Linked DNA regions of Homo sapiens: region 1 is linked to region 2. A link is an interaction called in ENCODE POLR2A ChIA-PET data of the cell type or tissue named here. Cell type or tissue: Panc1. All regions are shown on one strand. Links, peaks and the distances in the headings refer to the core of each region. The heading gives the core; the rest is flanking DNA.

The links. Peaks named below come from ENCODE experiments on the same cell type or tissue, not always from the same donor. Only the 100,000 strongest peaks of a DNase experiment are listed, where the experiment ranks them.
Region 1: POLR2A ChIA-PET joins it to region 2 with 10 read pairs; 8 of 35 experiments call an interaction of 5 or more read pairs at or near these places.

Annotation. Positions count from the first base shown.
Region 1 is chr16:14,544,357-14,551,996 of GRCh38, forward strand. All of the region lies in intron 21 of PARN (poly(A)-specific ribonuclease), which reads right to left. It overlaps LOC107984865 (a long non-coding RNA gene), which reads right to left and starts at 6,672. Exons shown (of 2, transcript XR_001752089.3): 1 at 1-6,672. In Panc1, for the core only: no CTCF peak of the experiment used is centred there; no DNase peak of the experiment used is centred there.
Region 2 is chr16:14,305,579-14,313,448 of GRCh38, forward strand. The region is part of intron 1 of MIR193BHG (MIR193b-365a host gene); the gene reads left to right. MIR365A (microRNA 365a) reads left to right here and starts at 3,707; the gene lies at 3,707-3,793. RefSeq lists enhancers at 892-1,577, 1,578-2,262, 3,058-3,107, 4,994-5,288, 5,080-5,199 and 1 more and a silencer at 4,874-5,168. In Panc1, for the core only: no CTCF peak of the experiment used is centred there; no DNase peak of the experiment used is centred there; H3K4me3 peaks cover 2,500 bases; H3K27ac peaks cover 2,500 bases.

The DNA.
Region 1 (7,640 bases), core at 5,141-7,640, 240 kb after region 2:
TTGAGGCAAGGAGATCGAGATCAGCCTGGGCAACATGGCAAAACCCTGTCTCTACTAAAAATACAAAAATTAGTTGGGCATGGTGGCACACACCTGTAATCTCAGCTACTCAGGAGGCTGAGGCAGGAGAATCACTTAAAGCCAGGAGGTGGAGGTTGCAGTAAGCTGAGACCGCACCACTGCACTCCTGCCTGGGCAACAGAATGAGACTCTGTATCAAAAAGAAAAATAATAATAAAAGAATATACCAGGCAAATATAAAAAACATAAGGAGGATGAAGTGATTATAATATCAGATAAGGTAGACTTAAAAATAATAGTATTACAAAAGATAAAGGAGAACATTTTATAAAGAGGCCAGTTTATCAGAAAGACAAAACAATCATAAATACGTATGCCCCTAATAATACAGCCACAAAATACATGACATGAAAATTGACAAGATTAAAAGGGTAAACAGACAATTCTACAATCACAGGCGATTTTAACCCTTCTCAAAAACTGATATAACAACTAAATCTAAAAAAGTCAGTGAAGATATAGAATAAGACTGGGCACAGTGGCTCATGCCTGTAATCCCGGCACTTTGGGAGGCTGAGGTGGGAGGATTGCTTGAGCTCAACAGTTCAAGGTCAGCCTGCGTAACATGGTGAAACTCCATCTCTACCAAAAAATACAAAAATTAGCCAGGCATCCTAGCGTGTGTCTGCAGTCCCAGCTACTCAGGAAGCTGAAGTGGGAGGATGGCTTGAGCCCAGGAGGTGGAGGTTACAGTGAGCCGAGATCATACTCTGGCCTGGGTGACAGAGCCAGACTCTGTCTCAAAGAAAAACATCAAAAAAAGGATGCAGGATATATGAATAAGACTAACCAATATTGATGTTCTTTTTAAGTGCACACAGTATGTTCAAAAACATAGACCTTATGCTTGACTATAAAGGAAATTCTGGTAAATTTAAGAGGACTGAAATCCTATTGAAATCTTTAGTCACAACAGAATGAAATTATAAATTAGTAACAAGAAATCTAACGAAATCCTAAGCATTTGGAAATGAAACAACACATTTCTAAATAATCCAGGATCAAAGAAGAAATCACAAAACTTTTCCAACTTAATGATATTTAAAACATACGTATAAATAAACAGTTAACATACAACTAACGCAGTACTTAGAGGATAATTTATAGCTTTAAATGCTTCTGTTAGAAAAGGAAAATGGTTCAAGTCAATGACTTGCAGAGTCTTAGCTATGTACACATAGCTAGCTGACCATAAGGCCTGTGCGCCCACAGAGGACAGAGGTCCAGACAAAAGTAAACATTGGGGCAGACTTGTAAGCTGCCGGAATGTTGAGTCTGTTCCCTAACTTAGCTGGCAAAGGGTTAAAGCTTTACCAGCTCAAGGTGTTTCAGCACCACCTCTTACCAATCACTGGCTAATCAGTAAGATATTAATATGTTGACCTACCAACAACCTCGAGGACGCCAGGCTTAAATTTTTTAAAAAGAATTTAGAAAAAAGAAGAAAAGAAGAACCAATCACATACGGTTCTAGCTCAAGAAACTGAGAAAAGAAGAGCAAAGTAAACCCAAGCAAGTAAAAGGAGAAAAAAAACAGAAACCAACAAAATAGACAATATCAAACAATACAGAGAAACGAACACAGCCAAAAGCGTTCTTGAGAGAGATCAACAAAATGGTAACAGCTGACTGGAATGAACAAGGAAAAATGAGACACAAATGAGTAATATCACGAATAAAAACCAGTTATCACTACAGATTCTGCAAACATCAAAAGGATAATAAAAAGCACAGGTAAAGTTCAAAGTTATAAGCAGCCTTTTAGCAAATTCAGGGCTGAACAATCATCCTGAAAGAGTTGTCTCTACAATTCTAATATTTATCTGTTCAGCATAATCAAAAGCTGTGCTTTTTAAAAACACAATTTAACATAAGCACACTCAATAATTTAGACTGAGGCAAAGCCAAGTGTCTTCCCTCATCCCAAAAATCATCCTGAAAAAGCTTCTAAGGCAGGGTATCAGGAATTCATACAACTATCTGAATTTGGGCTTTTATTTTATTTATAATTACTGGGTAACTTTTTATGACCCAAAATAACTGTTGAGTTCCTGCCTCTTCTAAAGTGTCTTTATCAATTTCTGCTTTTAAAAAGTTTCTTACAGTATCTACTGTGTGTGTTCCAATCTCCAGCTTTCAAAATATGTGAAAAAGCTCTTTTTCTAAAGCCATTTCTATAAAAATTATATTCAGAGACACAATGTCCTACGATGCATTTAAAGACACTCAAAACAATGTCTAAATATTGAGAGTATGGCTAGAAAGTTCTACTACATTTGAAATATTGTTGAGCTCTTCCCCATTTAATAAAACTACATTAGAAATATAAAAATCCAAAATATAAACAAGCTATTCAGATTTGCCCATTAAAGATGAATTCCTGGCCAGGGACAGTGGCTTACGCTGTAATGCCAGCACTTTGGGAGGTGAGCAGATCACGAGGTCAGGAGTTCGAGACCAGCCTGACCAACATGGTGAACCCTCGTCTCTACTAAAAATACAAAAATTAGCCAGGTGTGGTGGCGTGCACCTGTAATCCCAGCTACTCAGGAGGCTGAGGCAGGAGAATTGCTTGAACCTAGGAGGCAGAAGTTGCAGTGAGCCAAGATCGCACAACGGCACTTCAGCCTGGGCAACAGAGAGAGACCCTGTCTCAAAAAAAAAAAAAAGAAAAAAAAAGATTTCCTGCTTGACTACTTTGAGAAAAATTCTCAAATGGTGAAGGTAAGTGGTCTTTCCATGGCACCAAGTCCCACACTGGCCATGTACTGCTTCATCTGAAGAGCCAGAGGGGGAATAATGCTAAATGCACAGCTTGTATGGGTTACCACGTATCCAAACACCCCAAAGCCAGCAGGGAACCGCTTCCCAGCAGCAGCAAATGAAAAGCAACAGAAACCGAATGGCACTCAGTAGACGGGTTTTAGTAGTTAGTATAAAAAGGGTTCCTATAAAAGAGAACTTTCATATTCAAAATGTCGAAAATAGCCAGGCACAGTGGCTCACACTTGTAATCCCAGCACTTTGGGAACCCAAGGAGAGAGGACGGCTTGAGGCCAAGAGTTCAAGACCAGCCGAGCAACATGGCAAGGCCCCATCTCTACAAGAAAATTTTGAAAAAATTAGCAGGGTGTGGTGAGTGCACACCTATAGTCCTGGCTACTCAAGAGGCTGAGGCAAGAGGACTGCTTGAGCCCAGGAGTTCGAGGCTGCAGTGAGTTATAATCATGCCACCACACTCCAGCTTGGGCAACAGAGTGAAACCCAGTCTCCCAAAAAAAGTCAAAAATGGCTTTAAAAATCTTGATTAAAATTAGTAATACTCAAAGAAAAAAAAAAGTGTCAGTTAAAAAGCAACTCCTTAAATGTAAATCAGAAATAGTTTGTAACAGAGCCAAAGAAGCCATTATAAGCTGCTATATAAATAGGCATTTAATGATTTTCTCAATGTTACATTATTGACCTAAGAGGCGCTCTGTTTCCACTGAAATGAATAAGTAATTTGTTTAAGATAACATTAATAGGGGCCGGGCGCGGTGGCTCATGCTTGTAATCCCAGCACTTTGGAAGGCCGAAGAGTGCAGATCACAAGGTCAGGCATTCGAGACCATCCTGTCTAACACGGTGAAACCCTGTCCCTACTAAAAATACAAAACAAAAATTAGCCGGGAGTGGAGGCACGCACCTGTAGTCCCAGCTACTCGGGAGGCTGAGGCAGGAGACTCGCTTGAACCTGGGAGGTGGAGGTTGCAGTGAGCCGAGATCGCACCACTGCACTCCAGCCTGGGTGACAGAGCAAGACTCCGTCTCAAAAAAAAAAAAAAATTAATAGGATTTGCAGCACATCAGATACCCTGGGTCCTTCTTATCATTAGAATCACCATTATAAAGAACAAATTTCACACCGTCTTTCAGTGAAACATCTGCATAATTTTAGAAATCACAGCTAAAGAGCAGAGACATTAGTTACATCCATCACATGCAAAAAGGCATTTCCAAGTCACAATACTATGAATATCATTTATGCAATTCAATAAATATTCAACATTTACTTACTAATGTCAGACACTACCACTTTACGCACTAAAAACGCAATGGTGACTGAGACATGGTCCCTACTCTCAAAGAGTTTACAGTCTATCTGTGAAAACAATATAATAAGGTATACAAGATGCTATGAAAGCACAGAGAATGAGGTTCAATACCCTACAAAGAGAGCCAGAGAAAACATCAGAGGCCGGGTGCAGTGGCTCATGCCTATAATCCCAGAACTTTGGGAGGCTGAGATAGGCGGATCACTTGAGGCCAGGGGTTCGAAATCGGCCTGGCCAACATAGCAAAACCCTGTCTCTACAAAAAATACAAAAATTAGCCAGTGTGGTGGTGCATGCTTGTAATCTCAGCTATTTGGGAGGCTGAGTCACAAGAATTGCCTGAACCCAGGAGGTGGAGGCTGCAGTGAGTCGAGTTTGTGCCACCCCACTCTCGCCTGGGCAAAAGAAATGACCCTGTCTCAGAAAAGGAAGAGGGGAGGGAAGAAGAGGGGAAGGGAGAGGGGGGAAGGTGGGGAGGGGAGGGGAAGGAAACATTGGAGAAACTGATGTTGAAGCTGAGATAAGGCAGGAAGGAGGGCATAGTCAGGTTCTGGTGGGAGGTGATGACTGCATAAAAGATGGCTTCTTCTGGCAAAGGAAATGTTGTCAGAGGCACAGCATGCTCAAATTGCCAAGTATTTTGTTAAGAGTTGTCTTTTGCATAAGAAAAGAGACTATACCGGAAAATTAAACTTTACTAGCAAAGCTGCATATATCAAGAGAACAGTGATCTACTTAACCTAGGAGGAAAAAAGGTAAAATATCACAATTTCATCTTGGCCTATTCCCCATATTCCCTATTCAAACACACATTTATTTCCTCATGCTGCAGTGTGTGTCAGGTATGAGAGAGGACTCAGGGCCAAACAAGAGGGACCCAACACTGCCCTCAGGAAACCAATGCAATGAGCAATCAGACAATAGAGTGCTTCTATGGCTACACATGATTCTGAAATGTAGCTCCCTGATTAGAGTTACCACGGAATAAAATACTTAGCTTAAAAGCTACTGTTTTAAGAATTGTCCAGTAGTAAAGAAGAGAGCAACTGTTATTTGACATCAGATATGGTGGTATAACAGGAATTTTAAAAGAAACTTTGACATCCCATACACACAAGCAAGGAATCATGCTTGTATTTTCAAATAAATGCTACTAACTCATGTTTTACAGATTTCAAAGCACTCTTACACACTGTTCACAGCAAGGGAGGCCAAGCAGCTATTTTAATAATTACCTACCACGGGTCAAGCACTGATTGTGTAGTATGGGGCTCTTTGCTGGCAACTTAATATCCATGATCTCATTTCATCCTCACAACAATCATGCCAAGTAACTATTATCTCCCTCTTAAACAAACACGGAACCTGTGGCTCGGAAGGTTTACATAACCTGCCCAAAGACACATGGCTGACAAGTGGTGGAGCCAAAGTTAGTCCCCGTGTCAGTCTGTGAAAACTCCTTTTATCGGGCTGCACAGCTTCAATGTCACCGAGTGTGGCTAGCAAAGGAGCTGAAGAGTGTACAGTGAGCAGAGGAAGCTGAATTAGACTGCAGGTCAGGACTTTGAACTCAGTCTTCTTGCAGCCACACTGAAGCCTCACTGTAACTGTAACCTCAAGGTCCCCACCCCCACCTAAAGTTATCTTGAGCTTTCTAATAATTCAATCCCTCTGGATTCTCTCTAAACCATCTTTCTAAGGATAGTGGGGAAATGGATCACAGAAAAAATCTCTATGCAAAAATTAAAATATTTAACAAGCAACATCAATCACACCCTGCATCCACCACTATCCCTGGTGTCTGATGCTCCTGAGTACATTCCACCCTGAAATCTGCTATTAAAGAACCACAGTAAAAGCTCAAAGCCATGCCAAGGTTCATTTACTTAATCTCATGGAATCCTTACAATAACACTAAAGTCCATACTATTATGCGCAGTTTACAGAGATAAGCAGAAGTTCATCAAGGTTAAATAAGGCACCCAAAGTCACACAACTGTTAAGTGATGCTGCAGTATGATTCCAAAAGCCTAAGCTTTTCCCCTCTACAGCATGGCCTGGATTCCTGCAACAGTCAGATAATGAAAGAAAAATGCCAAAATACTGTGATCTGAATTTGTATATTTGCAGAAATTTTCATATATAATTACTCACCAGTTCTACTATCAGAATTATAGTTTTACTGTGCGGCATTTTGTTAAAGTAAAAAACAAACACATCACTTAAAAATTTCACATCTTTTACATTATCAAAGCAACATGGTGCTTGAAATTTACTTGAATATACAGCTTAACAATACATATTTTCACCAATATTTTATTCAAAAACTTCCCATCTTAAGAAAACAAAACGTTTAATTGATGGTTAATATCAAAATATCAAAATTATTTAGGATCCTACAAGAGACGGGGTGCTCCATCTTTTTAGAATCCCCTCCTTTTTTTTTCAAGACAGGGTCTCACTCTGTCGCCCAGGCCAGAGTGCAGTGGGTGCGGATGTTGGCTCACTGCAACCTCTGCCTCCCGGGTTCAAGCAATTCTCCTGCCTCAGCCATCACGCCCAGCTAAATTTTGCATATTTAGTAGAGATAGGGTTTCACCTTATTGGCCAGGCTCGTCTCGAACTCCTGACCTCAGATGATCCGCCTGCCTCGGCCTCCCTAAGTGCTGGGATTACAAGCGTGAGCCACCATGCCCAGCCTAGAACCATATTTTAAAAGCAAATAAAATATTCAGTTTATTTGTTTGTAAAACAAGGCTGGGCATTGTGGCTCATGCCTGTAATCCCAGCACTCTGAAAGGCCGAGGCAGGCAGATCACCTGAGGTCAGGAGTTTGAGACCAAACCGGCCAACATCGTGAAACCCCATCTCTACTAAAAATACAAAAATTAGCCGGGTATCATGTTGCGCGCCTGTAATCCCAGCTACTCAGGAGGCTGAGACAGGAGAAGTGCTTGAACCCGAGAACCAGAGGTTGCAGTGAGCCGACATTGCGCCACTGCACTCCAGCCTAGGCGACAGAGCGAGACTATGTCTCAAAACAACAACAACAATGACAACAACAAAAACAACAAGTATTTGATACAAGTTTAATGGAGTGAATAAATCTCAAATATGTATCAACAAATGGGGGGAAAGTACAGAGATGAACAGGTCAATGTAAGTATTAATTTATTACAGGTACTTCTCATTCTCAAAGTAAATCTGCAACTCACTTCAGAAAAAGTGCAATGAGAAAGGAACAGAATGGAGGTAAATGAAAAAATATACTATGTAGCATACCTAATGAATCAAAAGAGATTTGTCTTATTTTCTCATCTATACATGATACTTACTAATTATTTCATTTATTTCAGAGACAATCTCAAAAACAAACGAGGCAGCAATGAGTGTAAGCTGACTGAGCCCATAGCTTTTAAATTAAGGGGGCAGTGGGAGGGCAACCTCTCACTGTATTTAATACAC
Region 2 (7,870 bases), core at 6-2,505:
ACAATTTCTGCTTTAATGGTGAGCATTCGCAACAGCACAAGCATTACTTATATTCAGCCGTCTGAAACTGTGCATGTAATTATGAATACATTTAACAAACTTTAACCCCCCTCTGAGTCTGGAAACAGTCTAGTATGGTGAAGAGATTATAAATCAGCATTTTGCAGTGAGAAGTCATCATTAATTCAGCAAAGAATCACAGCTTCTTTTCAGATCCTTCCCACCACCCTCCTACACACCCCCCTCAACCAATAAGGAAAAAAAAAATTCAGCATGGAACTGCTGGATACACTGAATATATTTTGGCTTTTCTCTTTTTGCCTCTGTGTGAGAAACTTCATTAAGCAGTTGCTGTTCCCTCCCCACCCCCGCTAACCCCCAAAGAAGTGTGGATTTAAGAAAAAAAAAAACAAAAAACAAGCAACTTTGAATTTTGTTCTTAGCAATCCCCAAGCCATAGCTGATCTCAGAGAGGCAAAAAAGATGTTTCAATAGAAAAGAATACGGTATGGCCAGGAGTAAAATATTTAGAGGTGGTTCTGCAATGAATATGATACTTCCTTAAAAATAAAATATATGTTGGTGATTCAAACCAATGAAAGTTGGAAAAGTCCCTCCAAGGGAACACTCTCTCTGTTTCCCTTCCCAGCAACCCCCCAACTTAACGTTATGAACAGAAAGATGGAAATTCTTGCCAGATCAACTATAGCCTCCTAACGATCAGCTCACCCTCCTTTAATTTTGATTGTGGAGCAAATACAGCTATTTTAGCCATGAGGATAAAAATGAGTGCAGTGAAAAGTTAAGGCAAACTTGGTACTTAAAATCACTCACCAGAATAAAGTGCGTGTACAAACAAAACATTGCTGATCAGTTACTTTAAGCAGGCATTTTCTTTCTCGCCTGAGCACCCCAAACACAGAAAAATGTAGAGTTCTTTTTGCTTCTTGTATCTGGAGCAGGTGAAAATAAACCCTGACGCTCACAAACATGATATAAACAACATACTTTTCAGGCCTAGTAGCCAAGCCGACTTTTCAGGGAAAGAGATGGACGTTGAAAGAATTTAGGAGTGGACTTGGGGTTCCCTCCATCACCCCATGCCCAGCTGACCCCTTCTGCCCTTCTCATGACCTCTTTTCAAAGCAGCCAGTGTTCAGATGCTGCCTTTCCAGCGTCCCCAGTTGTAGGGGACATATGCACATATTTACCAAGCTTTAAAATAAGGTTTCTGATTTTATATCATCCGTCTGAGTTTACGGAACCACAAAGCAAACTTCTTTCTCCGTGTCCCTGAAATGCTGCCCCACTGCAGCAAAGGGGACTTCGCCTGGGCAGGGAGAGGAGTTAGTGGCTGGTTGCGCCTAAGGTTAGCTGTGCGGTGTGGTATGACAGTTTTCTCAGAGATGTGCAAAAATCTAGGCTCTCTTGCTGGAATCGTGTGAGATCAGTGCTGGGCCTGTTGGCATTGGCATTTGTGCCCAAGACAGCCCAGACCTCTGCCAGCCGAGGCCCAGATGTGGCCTCAGAGCCACTACTGGTGCCCAGACAAGTCCAGACAGGTGCCTGGGGGTCTTTCCTCCCGAGACGAAGCCTGCAGCAGTTCAGCCAGAAGATGGGGTATTTGGCTCTCAAAGTCAGCCTCCCCAGAGACTCTGCAGGGTTTAATAGCCTGGTGACCCTGTGGGCTCTGGCGAGGGCAGAACCCCACTTTGCTTTCCAAATGCTCAAAGGGGAACAGATGAGGCTATCCCACAGGCTCAGAGCAAATCTGTCCTGTGTGAGTGCAAACGTGGTTCTAGAAGATTCAGAGGCAAAGCTGAGCTTTTGCAGCCCAGCCCCAAGCCCTTGCTCTCGAGCACCAGGGCTGCGATCCTTCGACTTGGGGTGGGCCTAGGAGGCGTAGCTCCCAGCCAGCAAGACAACACATAACACATCTGAGTTACCGTGCATGTGTTTGCTGGTCTCTTCTCCAGCTCCGTGAGGCCTCCCACCTGGGAGCTGAGCCTTTTGCTTTGATCAGGCTGGGAGGAAAACCTAGGCCAGGAAGGGCCGGGCTGCAGGCTGGAAGTGGAAAGAAGTGGGCCAGGTGGACAGAAAAAGGGGCCACCAACTAAGCCACCTTGGGGGTCGGCCCAGAGTGAGAACTGGGCTGGCATTCTGGGTTCAAACACACAAGAAAACTGTCTGCAGCCTCTCTGCCCTGGCACCAACATGTGCCTGCTCCAGGAAGTTGCACCCAGCCCTGAGTCAGCCAAACCCGTGGGACTCCCATTTGGCCCCAGTAACTGGACTCCAGGCTACCAAAGGCCTCGTGGGTTCTCGATCGTATCTTAGAATGGCGTTAAAAGGTCCAGACCCGGCACCTGTAGGCCATGCCGTATTTAGCCCTAGGTTCACCCGGAGAATATTTTAGGTGCTACTTGAAAGAAGAGATCTGGGCCCTAGTTGCCGGCTGTCACATGGCAAGGGTAGAATCGCTCCCTCACAGACCTGGCCGAGATGGCCGGGTGCTCACTGGTACAGGTGCCCAGAGTCCCTGCCAGAGCTTCGGGGCCATGCGACGGGTGCCAAGGAGCCAGCTAGCGACTGGGGCGTCGGTTCTGTGTGGGGATGCCTTTTCACCCCGTTCTCAATCTGAAGGCAGTGAATCCACTTCCATTCACAGAACTCACAGAGGCCTCTCCTCTCTGAGATGGCCCAGTGTGATATCCCAGGCTGCGTAGTAAGCTCCTCCTCTGGTGTCAGCCATGTGGAGGGGTTAACCCTTTCCTGGCTCTGAGGGTGCTGGCTGGCACAGGGGGCACCCACCTGCAGGGCCTCAAAGGTTATATGCCTTGGGGAAGACACCCTGAACTCCTTAGTCCTCAGATCTTAGTGGCTGAACCAAGAGATGGCACCTGGGACCTTAGCAGTAAAACCCGTCCCCTTTTTTTTGAGACAGTGTCTTACTCTGTTGCCCAGGCTGGAGTGCAGTGGTGAGCACAGCTCACTGCAGCCTGAACTTCCTAGGCTCAAGCCTCATCCTCCTGAGTAGCTGGGACTACAAGCACACACCACCACACCTGGCTATTTTTTGCAGAGACTTGGGGGGGGTCTCACTGTGTTGCCCAGGCTGTTCTCAAACTCCTGGCCTCAAGCAGTCCTCCCACTTTGGCCTCCCAAAGTGCAGGGATTACAGGCGTGAGCCCCCACGCCAGCCGGTTTGCCCCTTTTGCACCACCAGCGATAACCACTCAGCTCCCCTACCCAAGCCTTAGTCCTTCTGTCCGTGTTGTGGAAACCAGGTATTTTCATCAGCATTTCCAAGGGGACTAAGTTTCTCCCATTCCAGAGGAGGAGGTGTTGAAGGATAACTTAGATCATTAATGAGGGTCTGGAACAGTCATCTGAAGTTTGGGGGAAACGTCACGTCTCCTATGATGCGCCTGGCTTTAGGGAATAATCCTTGTATCCATTTTGGGAACCTGCTCTGGGATTCCAGATCTGTGGTTTTCTGAGCACGTCTGTGTGGAAGCTGCTGCACTGAGACCTATTTAGCCAATTATTGAGAAGATGAGGTCCCTTTCGTGAGTCTGCACGGAGCCGCCGTACACCATGAAAGCGCTCACTTGTTTAAAGTTTGCTCTAACTTTGTACATTTTTTCCTTTTTAGTTTTGGCTCTTGGTGCTCTGAGAGCTACCACTTCCTGCCAGCTGGTTCGTTACCGCAGGGAAAATGAGGGACTTTTGGGGGCAGATGTGTTTCCATTCCACTATCATAATGCCCCTAAAAATCCTTATTGCTCTTGCAGTATTCCTCGGGGGTCCCTGGGCCAGAAAGACATCAGCTCGGAGTTCCTCCAGCAACTCAAAGAAGAGAGAAAGCTGTTCCCCAAACTCTTCCGCTGTAGCGCCTTCTGGGTCCCTGGTAGATGCCTTCTTGTGCTCAAAACCGGTTATCACTGTGAAAAATTGAAAGACGCCATGCGCAGACACTGGTTGCTAAACGTGCTTTTGCCCTCCAGGGGCAGACGCTGAGATCCGGCCTGGGAAGGAGTACAGCTGTGGCTCCCCATCAGCGTCAGCATTTGCTCTGGGGGGTTGTAGGGGGAGGTAGGGAAAGCGGAAAGAAACAAGTGTTACCTGTTTGACGAGGCCTGGTCCTTGCAGCCAGGGCCTCCGGGATCATCGCCTTGGCAGGGGGCCCTGGGGCAGTCCTGGCTTTCCTGCTAGCTCCCTGAGACAGAACACTTTCCCCGCTCGCTGCCTCAGTTTCCCCATACACCAAGGGAGGGGCAGCACCCCCTGCTCTGGCTTCAAAGGGTTCTTGGATGTAGCCAATGTTATATATAAAAAGCTCTAACGTTGTATAAGCTCTGAAGGTGCTTTGAAAATTGGAGAGTCCATGCATTAAACATGGAAGGTAATAATATGAATACACACAGAGGAATTCATGGGTGGGGAGACGGCAGCCCAGCACTGAGCCTGGGTTTCTGGGATCAGCCAGGCCTGCATTCCAGCCCGAGCTCTGCGCCTCTCTTGCTGTGTCACCCGGGACAAGTGAGTCAGTCTCTCTGAGCCACCAGCTCCTCAGGCATGAAACCTGTAACTCAGACTCCCAAGTCTGATTTGCACATCTCTGATTTTAAGCGGCGCCGGCTAAAGGTGAAAATTATTCTAGTAGGTATTCTTTGCACCGCTGATTTGTACTTCAGGCAATTGGTTGGTTTTCCATTTAGGGTCGGGAGACAGGGGCCCTTTTTTTGTCCATCAATTGATGTCAGTTAAACAAAAAAGAGTGGGTGTTTTGGAAGAAAAATATTAAGCAACTACAGCTGCCCTGAGGATGGGACAGAAATCAGAAAGTCGTGTGTAAAGTTTCAGAGGTCCACTTTTAGAGAATTCTTGTTTATCTCAGGGATTTTCCGCACTCCTGTAGTCGGTGTGGGGAGGGGTGGGGGGAGATGGGGGAGTTGCCAGTTCAGATCTGTAGAGGGCTCCAGCATGACAAAACTGGGTGTCACACATCTTCCTTTTGGGGGTCGGGAAACCACCCTTCCCTGCTCACCGACACCACTGGGACCCCTCACCCCCCCACTCCTGCATTGATCCATAGCTCAGATTTCTCTCTCATTTTAGGGTCACGATGACTCAGCACCCTCCTTTCTGGCCAGGGCACCTCCCTTGGCCTCTAGGGGCACTTGCCTGACAGGCCTCACTGTGCCGGACCTGGGAGCCAGCTGCCCACCAGCCCCCTGGGACTCTGGTTTTGCAGGGAAACCATGGGTGATCAGTCCCAGCCGGCAGGGGCCAACTGCGGTTTCACTTTCTGCTGCATCATGGGGTGGGGGGTGGCAGCGGGCCCCCGCTGGCCAGCTAGAGCAGGCACTGAGAGGCCTGCAGACAGCTGCCGGCCCTGCTGCCAGAACGCACCCCCCACCCACCCCCTGCAGCCTGCCAGGATGGGGGCTGGGCTCTCAGGAGCCCCTTAAATCTTTCCACCTGCACAGTGTCGGGGACCTCAAGTGAGAAAAGCCTGGAGCCGATGAGATGGTTTCCTGAGCTGTTGGAGATTCCCCCAAAACAACCTTTTTTTTTTTTTTTTTTTTTTTAATTGAGACAGGGTCTCTCTTTGTCACTCAGGCTGGATTGCAGCGGTGCAGTCAAAGCTCACTGCAGCCTCGAACTCCTGAGCTCAAGCGATCGTCCTGCCTCGGCCTCCCAAAGTGGTTGGGCTACAGGTGCATGCCACCTAGTCCTGCCCAAAACAAGCTTGTAAATCACGCAGGCTAGAAACTCAAGAGAGCTGTGATTGTTGCTTCTGGGTCAGATTGCTGTGGCTAGACACTGCTTCTGCCCTTCCTTCCCTGGATAGATGGCTGCTGAGGCCCTACTGTGTGCGGAGCTGGGTGCCAGGTGCTGGAGGTACAGCAGGGAGCCAGACAGCCCCTGCCCGCATGGGGCTCACAGTTGAGTCAGGGGAGACAGACAAAAGAATCAAAGAAATAATCCAGCCGGGTGCGGTGGCTCACGCCTGTAATCCCAGCACTTTGGGAGGCCAAGGCGGGTGGATCACGAGGTCAGGGGATCGAGACCATCCTGGCTAACATGGTGAAACCCCGTCTCTACTAAAAATACAAAAAAGTTAGCCGGGTGTGGTGGCGGGCGCCTGTAGTCCCAGCTACTCGGGAGGCTGAGGCAGGAGAATGGCGTGAACCCGGGAGGCGGAGCTTGCAGGGAACGGAGATTGAGCCACTGCACTCCAGCCTGGGCAACAGAGCGAGACTCCGTCTCAAAAAAAAAAAAAAAAAAAGAAAGAAAGGAAAAAAAAGAAATAATCCCACGTTACGATGGAAATTTCACGCTGAATACTTGGTGTTAGGATCTCAGGAAGGGATCATGCATACATGTCTGTCATGAGTCAACTCCCAGAACACATAGCATAGGAGGCAAGGGAAGGCTGCCCCTTCACCCGCTAAAAGTTTGCTAAAAATAACTGACAGGCCAGGCATGGTGGCTCACGCCAGTAATCCTAGTACTTTGGGAGGCCGAGGTGGGAGGATCACTTGAGCTCAGGAGTTCAAAATGTTCCTGGGCAACATAGTGAGACCTTGTCCCTATTTTATATTTATTTTTTAAAAGTTTTTACCAAAGAAATGACTGACAACAAGTGGATTAATAGGAGAAAAAAGCATATGAGCCGGGCGTGGTGGCTCATGCCTGTAATGCCAGCACTTTGGGAGGCCGAGGCATGAGGATCACGAGCTCAGGTGATCAAGACCATCCTGGCTAACACGGTGAAACCCCGTCTCTACTAAAAATACAAAAATTAGCCAGGCGAGGTGGTGCACGCCTGTAGTCCCAGCTACTCGGGAGGCTGAGGCAGGAGAGTGGCCTGAACCCGGGGGGCGGGGCTTGCAGTGAGCCGAGATCGCCTCACTGCACTCCAGCCTAGGCGACAAGAGCAAGACACCATCTCAAAAAAAAAAAAAAAAAAGAAAAAGGCATATGAATTTATTCACCATGCATAAACGCCAGGGGAGTGGCGGGAGAATGATTATCCAATAACCCAGTGAAGTCCATCGCTGGGCACAGTGGCTCACACCTGTAATCCTGGCAGTCTGGGAGGCCGAGTCAGGTGGATTGCTTGAGGTCACTAGTTTGAGACCAGCCTGGGAAACATGGTGAAACCCTGTCTCTACCAGAAATACAAAAAAAAAAAAATTAGCCAGCCTTGGTGGTGCACACCTGTGCTCCCAGCTACTCGGGAGGCTGAGGTGGGAGGATCGCTTGAGCCCCGGAAGCAGAGGTTGTAGTGAGCCGAGATCACGCTGCTGCACTCCAGCCTGGGTAACTGAGACCTTGTCTCAAAAAAATATAAAAATATAAATAAATACTTCCGTCATAGAAGGGAGATGGGGGAAATGCGGCCACTCTCAGGGGTAGTAAATGATTTTTAGGAGGAATGAATGGGTCTGATGCTGGGACAACGGTCAGTGAATAATTCCTTTAGGGAGTCGAATGGGATCGGAGGACAGATGATAGTTTGGGATGAAGTCCGTCTGCACTCCAGGTGTGGTGTTTCATTTCATTCTCTTCCTCTGTGATATGAGTTTTCATCTCTGGTTAATGAAATTTCAGTGAAGGAGTCGAAGGCAATTGTGTTCCTCTTTGGCGGGTGTGGTTTCCAGGTAGATAAGGGAACTCCAGATAGCAGGCTCCTCCTATGCTTTGGGACGGACAGAGGATGGAGAAACAGGATTGGGGGTGGGGGCGGGGGGGTGGTGTTGGAGAGACCTTGAGGCTGCTTCAGTTGAGCACATCAAAGAGCCATATTTTGGGGTACCGTTTTCTGAGCCCCAACAATAGGTAGGGTTAAGAATAGAGA